Linked DNA regions of Mus musculus: all the other regions are linked to region 3. A link is a loop called in an ENCODE intact Hi-C map of the cell type or tissue named here. Cell type or tissue: heart. All regions are shown on one strand. Each heading gives the region's core, and the rest is flanking DNA. Links, peaks and the distances in the headings are about the cores only.

What was found. Hi-C counts contacts between places; a loop is a spot of excess contacts. Peaks named below come from ENCODE experiments on the same cell type or tissue, not always from the same donor. Only the 100,000 strongest peaks of a DNase experiment are listed, where the experiment ranks them.
Region 1: it touches region 3 in a loop (2.0-fold over the local background); 3 of 42 quality-filtered maps call a loop at or near these places.
Region 2: a loop joins it to region 3, with 3 times the contacts of the local background. A loop is called at or near these places in 3 of 42 quality-filtered maps.

The regions. Positions count from the first base shown.
Region 1 is chr15:6,333,076-6,337,611 of GRCm38, reverse strand. It overlaps a transcript of Dab2 not described here. Among named protein-coding and RNA genes, the nearest start is that of Gm16311, 25 kb to the right of the region's middle. In heart, for the core only: no CTCF peak of the experiment used is centred there; a DNase peak (open chromatin) is centred at 2,641.
Region 2 is chr15:6,563,526-6,568,061 of GRCm38, reverse strand. It overlaps a transcript of Fyb not described here. Among named protein-coding and RNA genes, the nearest start is that of Fyb, 14 kb to the left of the region's middle. In heart, for the core only: a CTCF peak has its summit at 2,007 (motif pointing left); DNase peaks (open chromatin) are centred at 2,731 and 2,961; H3K4me3 peaks cover 595 bases; H3K27ac peaks cover 1,667 bases.
Region 3 is chr15:6,384,068-6,388,603 of GRCm38, reverse strand. It overlaps Dab2 (disabled 2, mitogen-responsive phosphoprotein), which reads right to left and starts at 1,856. Exons shown (of 15, transcript NM_023118.5): 1 at 1,672-1,856. In heart, for the core only: a CTCF peak has its summit at 1,978 (motif pointing right); DNase peaks (open chromatin) are centred at 283, 1,403 and 2,003; H3K4me3 peaks cover 2,513 bases; H3K27ac peaks cover 2,497 bases.

The sequences.
Region 1 (4,536 bases), core at 162-4,161, 51 kb after region 3:
AGCAGAAAAAAGAGTTCCTGGGTCACACAGTAGGTGGTGGAGGCTAAGAATCCAAGCCAGGCTCCTTCCCTCCCTCAAATTTGTCCCTTCTCTCTAGCTACATCATCCTGACCAACATGGAGTGTTTGAGAAATTCACTAAAAATAACTTCAATATCTTATGCAGAGATGAACATAAAAGTCTTATACTAATAATTTGAGCTCTTTTTGTTATTTCAAAAACCCACCACTCTTTGTCTTCCCCAAGCTGGGATTTTTATCCAGCCCCCATCTTGGACAACGTGTTTTGGAGACTAGGACAGATGAAAGGGATTCACTGCTCCGTGTTCTTGAAGAAAGTTGTGAAATGCAGAAGTAGGACTGCTACTCAGCAGAATTCATAACTTGTGCTCTTTTTTTATTTTTTAATATTGGTGGCAGATGTGATTTCCTTCATGGGCTTCTTAGAACTGGAAAGATGTATAGACGGTGTCACTTACGCATTCCCAGACCAGCTGAAGTCTGGACAGAGTTAGTGACTTATTTGCCCAGATCAAAAATGATAAAACAAATAAGTACTAAATGATGATGTCTAAAATGAATAGTTCTATTATTTGGGAATTGCTCAGATAATGTGGCTTCTTAGTATGTATTATGTATTATGCTTGCTCTTAGATGAGTCTCAGACTTAAGGAAGGTGTGCTGGGCTCCTGGGTGAGAGACCAAGGATACAAACATTCTAGTTCTAAAGGCTTGGTTCTTGTGTCATGCAGATCCCTGTTTCTATATTGTGAGCTCATCATGAAAAGTTGGCAGGAGCAAGTCAGTCATCATCCTTGACTAAAAGTCAGCTCAAAGAAGTCTTGAAATCACTACATTATAGGAAATACCTCTGAAGAAGAAAAATCTGGATTTCTAAAATTATGTCAGATGTTACAGATATAAAACAGGGGTATCTTTAACCCTCATCTCTCTTCTCTCTCTCTCTCTAATAATCTGCATGACCTGAAATATATTCTTCTGAGTAGCCTCACTACTAATTTTCTTCAGAAGGCAGACCAAATTGCTTGTGTAGTTTGGAATCTAGTTTGCAGACTGCCTGGGTGATAACACATGTGGTGTCGCAGACTGGTTTCCTTGAGTGATTTGATGCAGAGTCACATAGTCTGATTGCAAGCCTTGCTTGGCTGATTGGACCAGCATTGGTATCAATCCTGTCAGAGGTGCATAGGATCTGAGAGAGTTAGGCTCAGCTATGGGTGATGTAGGAGACAATTCTAAACAACTGCAGAGGAATACACTGCATGTCTTCTGTTGTTCATCTCGAGGAAGTGTGAGATCCTGAGGATAGCTGTAGTCACTTAGCGATGTTTCATTTATAATCCACTTCTGCAAGTTTGAAGAAGAATCAGCTGAAATTTTGTCTGCTGACAATGACTTACCAAAAAGAACTTCTGAACTATTCAGTTCCAATTTCCTAGAACCTAAACAAGTAGCACACTGTCTTTTTATTTCATGGTTGTTCTATCTTCCTGGAACTGTATTTTAAAATGTTTATCTACTGATTATTGTTGCTATTTCTGACAATGCTGTGGGTCAAACCTAGGGCCCAGTATGTGCCAGGCAGTCGCTCTAGCACTGACTCATAAGAGTTCCCCTATACATAGGAATTGTACAGATTTAAGGGCACAGTATGAATTTTGATTATTAAAAAAACTATAAACTATACTAAACTAAAATTCCATGTAAACTAAACTAAGAGAAACTAGGTAGCACGTTTAGGTCCTTCTGTGTTCCTCCCTGCGCTTGCTCTCCTTTCTAGTCCTTCCTTCTATCTCAGTGCTTTGGAATGAGTGCATCTAGATGCCAGGCCAATCTCCCTCAACTTCCTCCCTGCTTTCATCGATTGCCCTCTGGAGTACAAACTCAGCTTCCAGGAGATGGATGAGGTTTCAATGTCCAGCATCTTTTTCTCTGGTTCTGACCTCCATTTCCTCAGGAACATTTCAGTTGCTCCCATTTCTTTTTCAGTAGTAATCTTGCTCAATGTTTGATCAACATTCACGGTAGTATTGTTTTATATGGTTGTAGCTGATGGGTGCAGACTTGATCACACTAGAAAAACTGAATATTTAGTTGGGATAGATAAAATATATGATCTACTGAGTTAAGAATAATTTTTTTTTCTTTTCCTTTCATAGCTCAGGCTGCTCTGGGATGCAATCCTTTAGCTTTAATCTCCCAAATGCTAGCTCAGTAGGTATGCACCACCATGCCTAGTGGCTAGCAACTGTTGATTCAAAGGTCTGTCTTGACTGATAAGTCCAAGGACACGTCAAGGGATGTATTGAAGTGCAATTTTAAAAACAGTATCTCCCCTGCCCTGGAACAGGCATATCTGGTAGTGTTGACTTTAGAAATACTAAAGAACTCTCAAATGTTCCATTCTGAGGTAACCTTAGAACACAACAAGGCAGAGTTCAAACTCTACCAGTTTGACAGAAATCAGGGAGCAGGTGGCAAGTTGCATTATCCTCCAGTAGAGGAGCCCCTATCTGAACAGGAAGTGGGGTTGGTGTCAGAAGGACTGGAGAGGAAAAATGCAGAGTGACTATTTCTACTTTTTCTATTATAGAGGAAGGATGGATTGAGAGGCCTCCAAAACCACAAAAGATAAAATACTGCTGGTCAGTGGAAACAGACACAGTTGCAAATTAGGAAGTTAAGCTCCACTCAGAATGGGCTGTGTGAGTTGGACCTCCCACAAGGAGAAAGGTGATCTAACAGACACAAATGGAAAAGCCTGAGAAGCACTGGCCTGTGGAGAATGGAAGAGTAGAGTGATAGATCATGGGACAGTTTAAGAATCTTACTCGCAATTCAGTTCAGTTTGACAGTCTAATCATTTAAGCTTGACAATGTCCTAGCAACCAGGAGACTGAGATAGGAGGCCTTTGAGTTTGAGAATAGCCTGAGTTTCATAATAGGACCCTGTCTAAAACATAAAAAACTCCCCTTCCCCCAAAATATAATATATTTGCTCTTTTCTTTCAAGTTGACATGGTGCAAGTACTCACAGAGTATATCCAGCAATGAATTCCAAAATCTCATCAAAAGCATATTTTTATCAAAGCGGTCTCCCTGTTTTGTAAATTTAACCAGGGAAACCCATTTAGAAATCAAACCTTGAGTTGTTTTGCATCAAGCAAGGTCAAAGTCATATTTTCAGTAAAGATGAAATCACCCCGGAACCCAGTAGTCTGACCCAGTTAAGGTTTCAGCTTAGTAAACCAAAATGATGTGTATCAAAACTATTTCTAGGACTCTGGATCATCATATGAAGTGCTTTGCCTTGGGCTGGAGAGATGGCTCAGTGGTTAAGAGCACTGACTGCTCTTCCAGAGGTCCTGAGTTGAATTCCCAGCAACCACATGGTGGCTTACAATCATCTGTAATGGGATCCGATGCACTCTTCTGGTGTGTCTGAAGACAGCAACAGTGTACTCATATACATAAAATAAATAAATAATTTTTTTAAAGCTTTGTTTTAAGAGACTCTCAAAGATAGAGATTTCCATCCCTGACAACTGTATCACCTCTACCACCAATTCATTTATGTGCCCATTAGTGAGGACCCGTTAAGTCTAAGTCTCTCTGTACCAGGAGTTTGCTTTCCATGGCATTATCAGTCATGCTTGGTAAACTCTGGTTAAGGGCACCAAGGAAGGCCATCATTCAAGCTACTGACTCACCCTACCCCCAGCTTTATATCAGATCACTATATTCATAATAATGTTAACGTTAGGAGTTTCTTTTCTGTAAGTTTTGATTTTAATGTATCTGTGATGGACGTTTTGCAGAAGCTCTGTATGTAGTAAATTCTTTTGTGGAGCCAGGTTAGAGATCCACTGTCAAAATACAACCAATATTCTGAGTTATGCTATATCCATCTGAATCCTAAAAGCATAACATCCTACCCTTTACAGTTATATATAGCATAATTAACTTTCATGATTCACAGCCCTAAACTATTATGAATTATATATTTTAATTTTTGCATGAAAATTTATTTTGTTTTCTCTTTATTGTTACTGTTCCAATACAGGGTTTCTCTGTGCATCCCTGGCTACTCTGGAACTCACTCTGGAGATCAGATTTGCCTCCAACTCAAAGATCTACCTGCCTCTACCTGCTGGAGTGCTAAGATTAAGGGTGTGTGCCAGCACACCCAGCACACACACACACACACACACACACACACACACACACACACTTGTCCTTTTTTAGGATTCTGCTTACCTGAAGATCCAAATGCTTTGAGGAATCTTTGGTATATTGTCCCCAATTCTAGAAATTTAATTTGTAATCTTTGGTATATTGTCCCCAATTCTAGAAATTTAATTTGTACTACATATTCTTTTTAGGAGAATATATCTACCAGGTCCACAGGTTAAATGAGTGAGGAGACCTTGTTAAAGTAGATGAGAGAAGCTCTAAACTTCAAGCCCTGTCCAGGAGTAAGAAATTGAAGAAAGGTGCCTCAGTTATCCTAAGAAAT
Region 2 (4,536 bases), core at 162-4,161, 180 kb before region 3:
GGGGAAAGTGCTTATCATGCAAGCATGAGGAATTAACTTTGAATCATAGGAACTCAGATAAAGCCCTGTGGCAGCAACCATGTTGCAAGTTAGGAAGCTTGTAGTCCTGCTGTATAGTGAGTGAGTGGTGTATAGAGTGCTGGATGGAGAAGAGACCATGTTGCAAATAAGATAAAAGGTACTGTGAATGTGCTCAAGTGATCTCTCTGTCTCTCTGTCTCTCTGTCTCTCTCTCTCTTTCACACACACACACACACACACACACACACACACACACACACACACAACATAATTTTAAGAAGAAACTGATAGATAATGTTTTCATTATTCTCGTGCTTACTTCCCAGTAAAAGCTTTGGTAAATCACAGGAAAACCTGAACAGTTAAATAGAAATAAAATCACGTCTCTAACTTTGTGGGTACGGATGCCAAGCCCAAGCTGCTATCCCCCATCCTGCGCTGCTCTAGGGCACAACACAAGGAAAGACGAGTCAGTGTAGAGCGGGGCAGGGCCTGGGAGGATCAAATGAGTGTGTGGGGTATCAGAGCCCTCCTTCACTACCTCTGCAAATTCCTCTAACTCAGCCCACCCTCGCTCAGGTTGAGAAATCAGACCCCGTTCCACTGGACCAGGAAAATGATAACTGCTCACATCCGTTGTTGTCCACATGCTTGCTTCTCTGTTTCCACATTAGATGGAGAACTTACTATTATTGTTGCTTCATTTTAGCAATTAAAACACTCCAACTCAATTGAAAAATAATATTTAATATTCTGGGTCTTTAAAAAAAATAGTGACCAACCTGAAACCGACGCCCAAGGCAGTCCTGTTTCAAATATGGTGATCTGGTGTTGGTGGCTATGTTAGTTCTTCTGGCCTTTAAAGCCTGTTTGGGAATGAAACTCATTTGGCCAAGAGTCTGCCTTCAACACAGTCCTAACAGCTTCCTTCGTGACAGGGATCTAAGTGCAGTTTGATAGCTCTGGGGCTCCCTTCTGGCTGTTCAGCAAAGGAGTGAATTTGGCAGCAGGGTCACGCCCTTCCACCACCAAAACTGACGTGGAGTAGGTGAAGTTCAAATGAATGGATGTCTCAGGGAAAGTTCGAGATGCCTTCGTGATGGTCAAGAGCTTTGTGAACCGAATATGTCCCGACCACAGCTCATCCAAAAAAGACATCCCTCCCTCCACTGAGCTTACAGTCTGCGGCGTTAGGCTGCATGGTGCCCAGACCCACGGGGGATGGAGAGGGGAGTGGGTTCTGTAGGAATGGGGAGACAATGTGAAGTCTGCTGATTCCCTTTGGCTTTTGTGGCCACTTCTTCTTCCTTACCTCAAGACTTCTGCACGCAGAGAGAAACATCACAAGCCATACCGTGCAGGACTGGCTCCTATGTAATGTGTGAAAAACAAAAACAAAAACAAAAACAAGCCGGGCATGGTGGCACATGCCTTTAATCCCAGCACTTGGGAGGCAGAGGCAGGTGGATTTCTGTGTTCGAGGCCAGCCTGGTCTACAAAGTGAGTTCCAGGACAGCCAAGGCTACACAGAGAAACCCTGTCTCGAAAAACCAAACAAAAACAAAAACAACAAACAACAAACAAACAAAACAAAACCCCCAAACAAAACCCCCAAACAAACAAAAAACTCACCACCAACAAAAAAACCCAAAAAACAAAAACAAACAAACAAACAAAGAACCCCCCCCCAAACGGCAGTGGCTTTTCTCTTCTGTATTTTGTCCTTTTTAAAAAAACCTCGACATTATTCGTCTCATTTCTCTTTTCTTTTAAAAAACTCTCTGGCGGAGTTAGTTTCCATCTCTGAGCTTCTAAAGATCCTAGAGACATAGTTACATTGGAGAATAAGACTTTAAAAAACCTACAGGGCCAGGGCTGGAGACAGTGCTTACTGCTTAAGGACACTGGTTGTTTATCCCGAGGACCTGGGTACCCAAACAGTGGCTCAGCATCTGCTGGACCCCCAGTTCCCGTGGATTGTGGTGCCCTCTTCTGTTCTCCATGGGTACTGCACACAGTTGAGGTACATAGATATCCAAATATTAACAACAACAACAGAATCAACATGGACAAAAAAAAAAAAAAAAAAAAATAGTGATGAGGTCTCAACCCTACATTAAGACATAAAGGCGACTAAGGAATGCTGAATCCAGGAGAGATACTCTTTCCCAGGGAAATGCACACGGACTGGCTGGCAATAACAAATGTCAGCGCAGAAGAATGTACATATGAGTACCATTATACAGATCGAGCGGGTTGTATTTATGAATTTAGAAATATATCTAAGTAGCAACAGTGAAAATAAAAGAGGCTATGAATTTGAATAGGAATGGGGGGGGGGAGACACGGAAGGATTTGATATCTAATTATGACCTCCCACACGAATGGTTTAACTTGGTTTATCTAGAGTTTTTCTTTGCACAAAAAGTACAATTTGATGACATCAGTATTTGATAGAAAAATATAAGGAAAATTAAAAAAAAGATTAAATGTTTAAAATAGAAGATTCGAGAATAGTCACAGTTTCTTCATTCTTGATGAATGTCTTGACCAGATTTTTTTTTTTTTAAAGTGGGGAAAGGAAAGCCTCAAGGTCAGCTGAGAACACAGGGAAGACTTTCAGCAAAACCGCAATGTTTCCTCCCCTTCCTTCTGGCTCCACCCCTTTGATTTGGATAGCAAGTTCCCTATAGGGCTGGAGTGCCTGGAGAGGCCCCATCTGGCTTGCACCCTACCCCTGACTGCTCACTGTGTTTCTTGTTAACCTCTTATCCTCACGCTCCCTGGTCCCTGTCTTTCCGATCCAGTGAACACACACCGGTCAATGTTCTCTGGCTGTCCGGCCGACCGGACATGAGACACATGAGTTGGCAATCTGTTTTAGACTCCTTTTTCTGACTCACAGTCTTACCTCCTGTCAGCGTGTCCCTGTCTCTCAGCCTCCCAAGTATCTTTGGAATTTCGCCCTCCCCTCCCCCACCGAGCACTGCCTCTAGTCTTCCTGTCTGGCACTAACACAGCCTCTTACAGTACTGCTTTTCTTCAAATAGGATCCTTTCCCCGTAGGCCTGTCACGATCTCTCTGTGATAAACGAATCACATTTGCTTAAAGCATTTCATTGGGTTTCCAACCCTTAGGGTTAAAAAAAAAAAAAAAAAAGACATTTTTTTAAAACTTTCTTGAGTTCTGGGTATTGAACCTATAGACTTACTCTAGGTAAGTGCTTTAATATTCCATATTCCAAACCCTCAGTGGCAAGTGACACTGTTTTATTAACTTGGAAGACATCTATAGTCGCACACAGCACCCACTTCTCTCAATTCCTGCCTTCCCCGTAACTTCACCTGGACTCCTGCACATCTGTATGTAAGCTCAGGTCACATTATTCTCTCACACTCGCCTCCTAACGATATTATCACGTGGTAATATCGTTATGTCCTGATTCATTAAATCTTGTCCTGTCCCAGTTGACAAGTTATTGGTAGTTGATGGCTGCTGAGGGAGGAGCATCATCTTGCTTTGAGGAGTATGGCCACAGCAGGTCCCCCATGCTCCAGTGGGTGACCTAACACTCATGTGCACACTGGCAGTACTAATTGCACTCTGTGGGCTCAGTTAATTAATCAATTAATTAATAACTAGAAAATGAGCACCTGGAAATGAGAAGGAGATGTGCTGAAAAGTCCTGGGTGCAGAAAAAGGGTGAATATGATCAAGATACATTGTATACATGTATAAAAATTTCAAGTGTGTATTTAAAGCATCAGGGGACATTTATGCCAACAGCACATAACCAAAGCAAGGTTTTAATCTTTATTAGACCTTTGATTTGGAATAAAAACAAGGATTCCAAAATAATTTGGACCAAGATGAAGAAATTTCAAGATGAGCCATCAATAATATACAACTGTTATGGTTTGTAGGCTTGATAATCATTTTGTAAGAGATGCATACTGAAAAATTTAAGAACTAGTTATTCCATTTTACATAGTTTATGTACTCAGGTGGTTTATGAAGTATTTATATAAACACGTGTGATGCGTCAAAATGTTAAAAATCTGAATGAATTTAAATGATGAGAATGAAGGATTTCAGGAATTATTGTTTAAGCTTTTCTGTAAATTTGAACTAAAAAAAAAACAGAAACAGAACAACAATAACATTGAAAAGGGAAATGTAGACTGGGCATTTTCACATTCAGACAGACGTCTGGCTGCCTGTGAGAGTCTAATCCCATTAGTGGTCTAGAGAGCTGGCATGGCTTGCTCTACTTGGTCCCGTCATGAAAGTCACCTGCCTGACCTCAGCTGGCATTGGCTTTGCAAGTCATGATGTGATGAGCCTTCGAAATTCTCCTCCTGGCTTATCCTTCATGGCATTGCTTCTCCTGAAGTCTACAGACTGACCTCAATTATGACCTTGAAAAATCCACATGGAAACTGGAAACCATGGATTGCATGAGCTGTAAGAGCATGTATGTCAGATCACACACATGTAAATGCATCTCCCCCAAG
Region 3 (4,536 bases), core at 161-4,160:
GTGGTCTGTGTCTGATGCGAGTGCTGGAAGAGACCACCACACCTCTCTGGTGCTTTCTCAAGGGCTCTTGCTAATCTCGCCTTCTGAGCTGTGTTCCTCTAGCATTGCTTTGTCTAGATAGCTGTTTTCCTCTCCAAAGCCTGAATCCCCAACACTCCTAAATTCTCAAGCCAGTACATTTCTTTCAGTACTGCTGTGCCCTGCCTCAACCAAGGGAGTGGAGAGAGGTAGAGTCCTTGGTGGGTGGGGTAGCTAGCTAAAACAGGGCAGCCTAATCCAGGACAAGATAGCACCATGAAAAGCCATTTGGTAGCAGTGGCTCCCGAGTCCTGGCTAGTCCCTCCTTTCTAAACAACCAGTCACTGCTACTATGTGCAGAACCCAGGCCTCAAGATTGTAAACTAGGTAGGTTAGACATCCCATCAGAAGCGTTCCTGGAGCCTTATCAGCTATCTCCAAGGGATTTTGGCAAATTTTCTGCCATTACTTAGGTTGGAGTTATATCTACCTCCACCCTTCCCCTCCTGCTTTGCCTGATTAGGGCCAGAAATTTTTTCATCTTTATAGAGCAACAGCAACATTTACTATTCATGAAGTTGCCCCTCCATAATTTTTAAAGCTTTCCATGTGCCTGGAAGCTTGCTCGTTTTTGCTCTTCTCGGTTTACAGGGTGGCTCCCTTTCTTCCAAACACAGGCGAAGAAAGAGGAAAGGGTGGGAGGGGGTGCCTCGGGTGGAGATAACATCCATATTTTTTAACTGTTTTTAATCCAGTTAAATTTCCCTTCGGATTCACACAGCTCCCATCTGAAACCGACTACAGAGCTGAATTCCAGACTCAGGATTAAGTGGAGGAGAGCAGGCAGGAAGAAATAACAGCCAGCTCTATGCCGCAAAGAGAACCGCTACGTTGGCAGGGTCTCCAAGGTTTTAAACACAGTTTAGTCCCTCTTCTTGAATTCTTAATCCTTCCAAATAATTTACAACAGTCAAGAAAAACAGCATTCAAACGCTTCACGATTTAAAACAAGTTTGTTACGTGGCTTGGGCAGATACTTTTCTTAGGAATGCTGGTATAAGACAAAGTTCACATTTTTAATGCCCTGTGCTGTCAGTCAGCAGAAAATAGCTCCTCGGAGGCACAGACCATGTCCCCAGCCTTTGTCGCACAGTAAAACTGAACATCATTCAGGAGTTTATTAGGTGGTCAGCAGCCACACCGCGCATTCCCTGGGATGTCCCCTAAGCCCTAAAAACTAGGGCTCGTGTACAACACACACACACACACACACACACACACACACACACACACACACACACACAGGGACTCGTTAAATGTCACAGGATGGGCGCCTTGAGTCCGACCCCAAAGGTAAAATGCATTCCTTGGAAGCATTCCACAGATGTCAGGCCACAAAACCCGCTGCTCTCCCCGGAGTACACTGTCTCATTTGTAAGATTTCCCCAGCGCCCAAGGTCTGCAGCCAAGGCAGGGATGGGAAGAGAGGAGCCAGCAAAGGAGAGAAGTAGGTCGCAAAAAAAGAAAAAAAAGAAAAAAAAAGAAAAAAAAGGAAAAAAAGAGAAAGAAAGAAAGAAAGAAAGAAAGAAAGAAAGAAAGAAAGAAAGAAAGAAAGAAGGGACCGAAGGGAAGGGGGATGGCAGAGTTACTCACGGACTAGCTAGTGCTTCTGTGGAGCCAGCATGACTTCCCCGCGCCCGAAGCCTCAAGGCTGCAGCGCCGAGGACGCGGAGAACGCCACTTAAATAGCCGCGCGGCCACTCCCGGTAGAGATATGGTTCTAATCAGATGCTGGCTCTGAGGACTCTCCAGGAATGTGGCGGCGGGATGTTTTTGCTGCCTGGACTTGGTAACTCCCCCTCAACGTGTCTGCCGAGTCTTCCAAACTTAACTGTTTATTAACTCGAACTAAAGCCACGGAGATCCGGCGCCTCCTGCGCCTCCTGCGCCCCGTGCGCCCGGCCAGCTGGGGGCGATCGCAGAGACCCGGAAAAAGGAGCGTGCACACAACCCGGGCCAGGAGCCCCACACTGCCTTGGGCCAGAAAGGGTGCACGTAAGGACAGGAAAAGGGAAATTCTGGAGGAAAAGGATGGGATCCTCTGAGCTGCGTTTCGCAGATCCGTTCCCTGGATTGCCACTTCGAGTGGCGTGGCACGCGAACTGCGAACTCATCCTAAACCGCCTGGGGCATTTTGAACAAAGACGCGCCTTTACTCCTGACTTTCCGTTCCCGGGTCCAGTCTGTCCTTTCTAAAGCTGGGCATGTGACTGGATTGTTACCTTTAAAGAAAATCACTATTCTTTAATTGTGAACGTGCTTAAACAGGAGGGAAATCTATGTGTGCCCAAGTAAAAAGATGCCCTGTTATTGAAATTTAATATCACGCTCGAGCATATTCTCGCTATTAAACTGGCCTAAACAAAACAAGTTAGCCTCCATATAAATGATCTACATTTGTGATCATTTCAGTGTATATCCACCCACACGTAGATAACATGACTTTGTCTGCTAGTTTCTACAGCATTTCTTATTCCTTCATGAAAATATTGAGATATGTGAATAAGTATTGGAAGGTGTTTCATCGATGCTCAGCTGTGGATAGCCCGGCAGAGCAGACCTTGGGAATCCTATAGAATCTCACAATTTCTTTTCTGTATATTTTAAAGTCAGGGGACAATTGTTAAATAGTCACAGAAACAGTGGTGCTTTTCAAGTACTTAAGAAATTAAGCTTTGGGAAGATCCTCCTCCCCTTCTCCCTCCTTCCCCTCCCCCTTCTCCCTCCTTCCCCTCCCCCTTCTCCCTCCTTCCCCCTTCTCCCTCCTTCCCCTCCCCCTTCTCCCTCCTTCCCCCCTTTTCCCTCCTTCCCCTCCCCCTTCCTCCTCTTCCACTTTCTTATTTAGTCCTTTTTTTCTTGTTCCTCCTCCTCTTGTCTGTTTTTCCTTCTGCTCCTCCTCTTCTTCCCTCTCCCTCCTGCCCCTCCTCCCCTGTTGTAAGCAGAATGTACTGACTATGAAAATGACAAATTGTGACTTGGATGGAAACGGGTTATTGATTTTATTGAGTAAGCAACACAATGGATTTGCATTTTACCACTGAGAATCCAGGGTTCAAATTGGGCTTATGGTGCACCAAGGATGTATTTTGTGGTCCATGCCTAGCCCCAGCTGCAAAATCACTGTAATTTGAGGTAGCTCAATGAGAGTGGCAGTTTCTGCTTGCAAGTAGGTCAGGCTTGGAGCAGCCCTCATGCAGGGAGAGTAAGAGACACAGAGCAACACAGCTGGTCCAGGTGCTGCCCCTACCTGACCTCTGGATTCCCTTCACACTTGGGTGTGCAGAGTAGAGGTGTGTGTGTGTGTGTGTGTGTGTGTGTGTGTGCTTCCAATATTCCTCTGAGGTAATTTTCTATGGTTGAAAAAAAAAGGATTTTCAGTGAATGATGGAAGGTCTACTTTTCAGTTCTATGAAGGCACAAGACATAGGTGCGAACTTTAATTCTGCTAGCTCTGAGAACATCACACTTTGATTCTCAAATCTAGTAGTCTAGAGAAATGGTGTCATTTCAAAAAGTTCAAAAATTAGGGGAAAAAAAGGTAGTTCATTCACACAAACAGGGGCTCTGATAATATAAAAGAAACAAGTCTACAGACAGACATGAATCATTTCTCAATGTGGAAGTGGCCACTTAGGCCTTTGTCTTTATCTATATAGTTGAAAGATTATTATCAAAATGTGTTAACTTGCTCCCACTAGATGGAATGGATTTGCCTTAGAAACCAGAGAAAGAAAACGATTTCATCTGCTGTGAACTGCAGTTGTGAAGCAGTGATGTGGACCCAAAGAGCTCATTTGTGAGCAGCAGGCTCATAGTGGCTGCTTAAAGCGAACACCCTTGTGTTAGACAGAAATCTAAAGAGCCCACAGTAGAGAGTTCTGGTTTTGCAGTGTATTTTTATACCTCTAGGGTGCTGATATTGGTCTTGGCAGTAGTTCAATGTCCTGCTCACATTATGGGGGGGGGGGGGGATGAAAATAAATTTAACTCTTTTTATCCCAGGAGGTCCTGTTTCTTACCATTCCTACCACATCTAAGTTGATAACTTTTCAGTAAGTCTAAAATGAACATCTCCACATAAGAAACACACACACACCAAAGTCCACCCCGGTGTTCATCACCACTAAAATTTGTTTAGAGAATTAAAGTAGGAAAAAAATTAAATGCAGTGCTTTATAAACCAAGGTCCCCACATAAGGACAGTCGTTTGCACAAAAACCTGCCCTGTGGTAGGGTGGGGTGGAGTCTGGACTGTGTTCCCAGCCGAGAAAGGGGTAGTTAATCCCGTGACAGCTTGCTGAAGAATGCATGGTTTATTATTAAAGTAATCTCTTAAGGTTTTCCTGGAATGTACTCTCACAGCAGCTCTGCCTATGCAGGCTATCCTATGTATGTCTGTTCTTCCATGATGAAAACTGTCGATTCTTAGCTCAAACGTCTGGCCCTTTCTCTCCTACC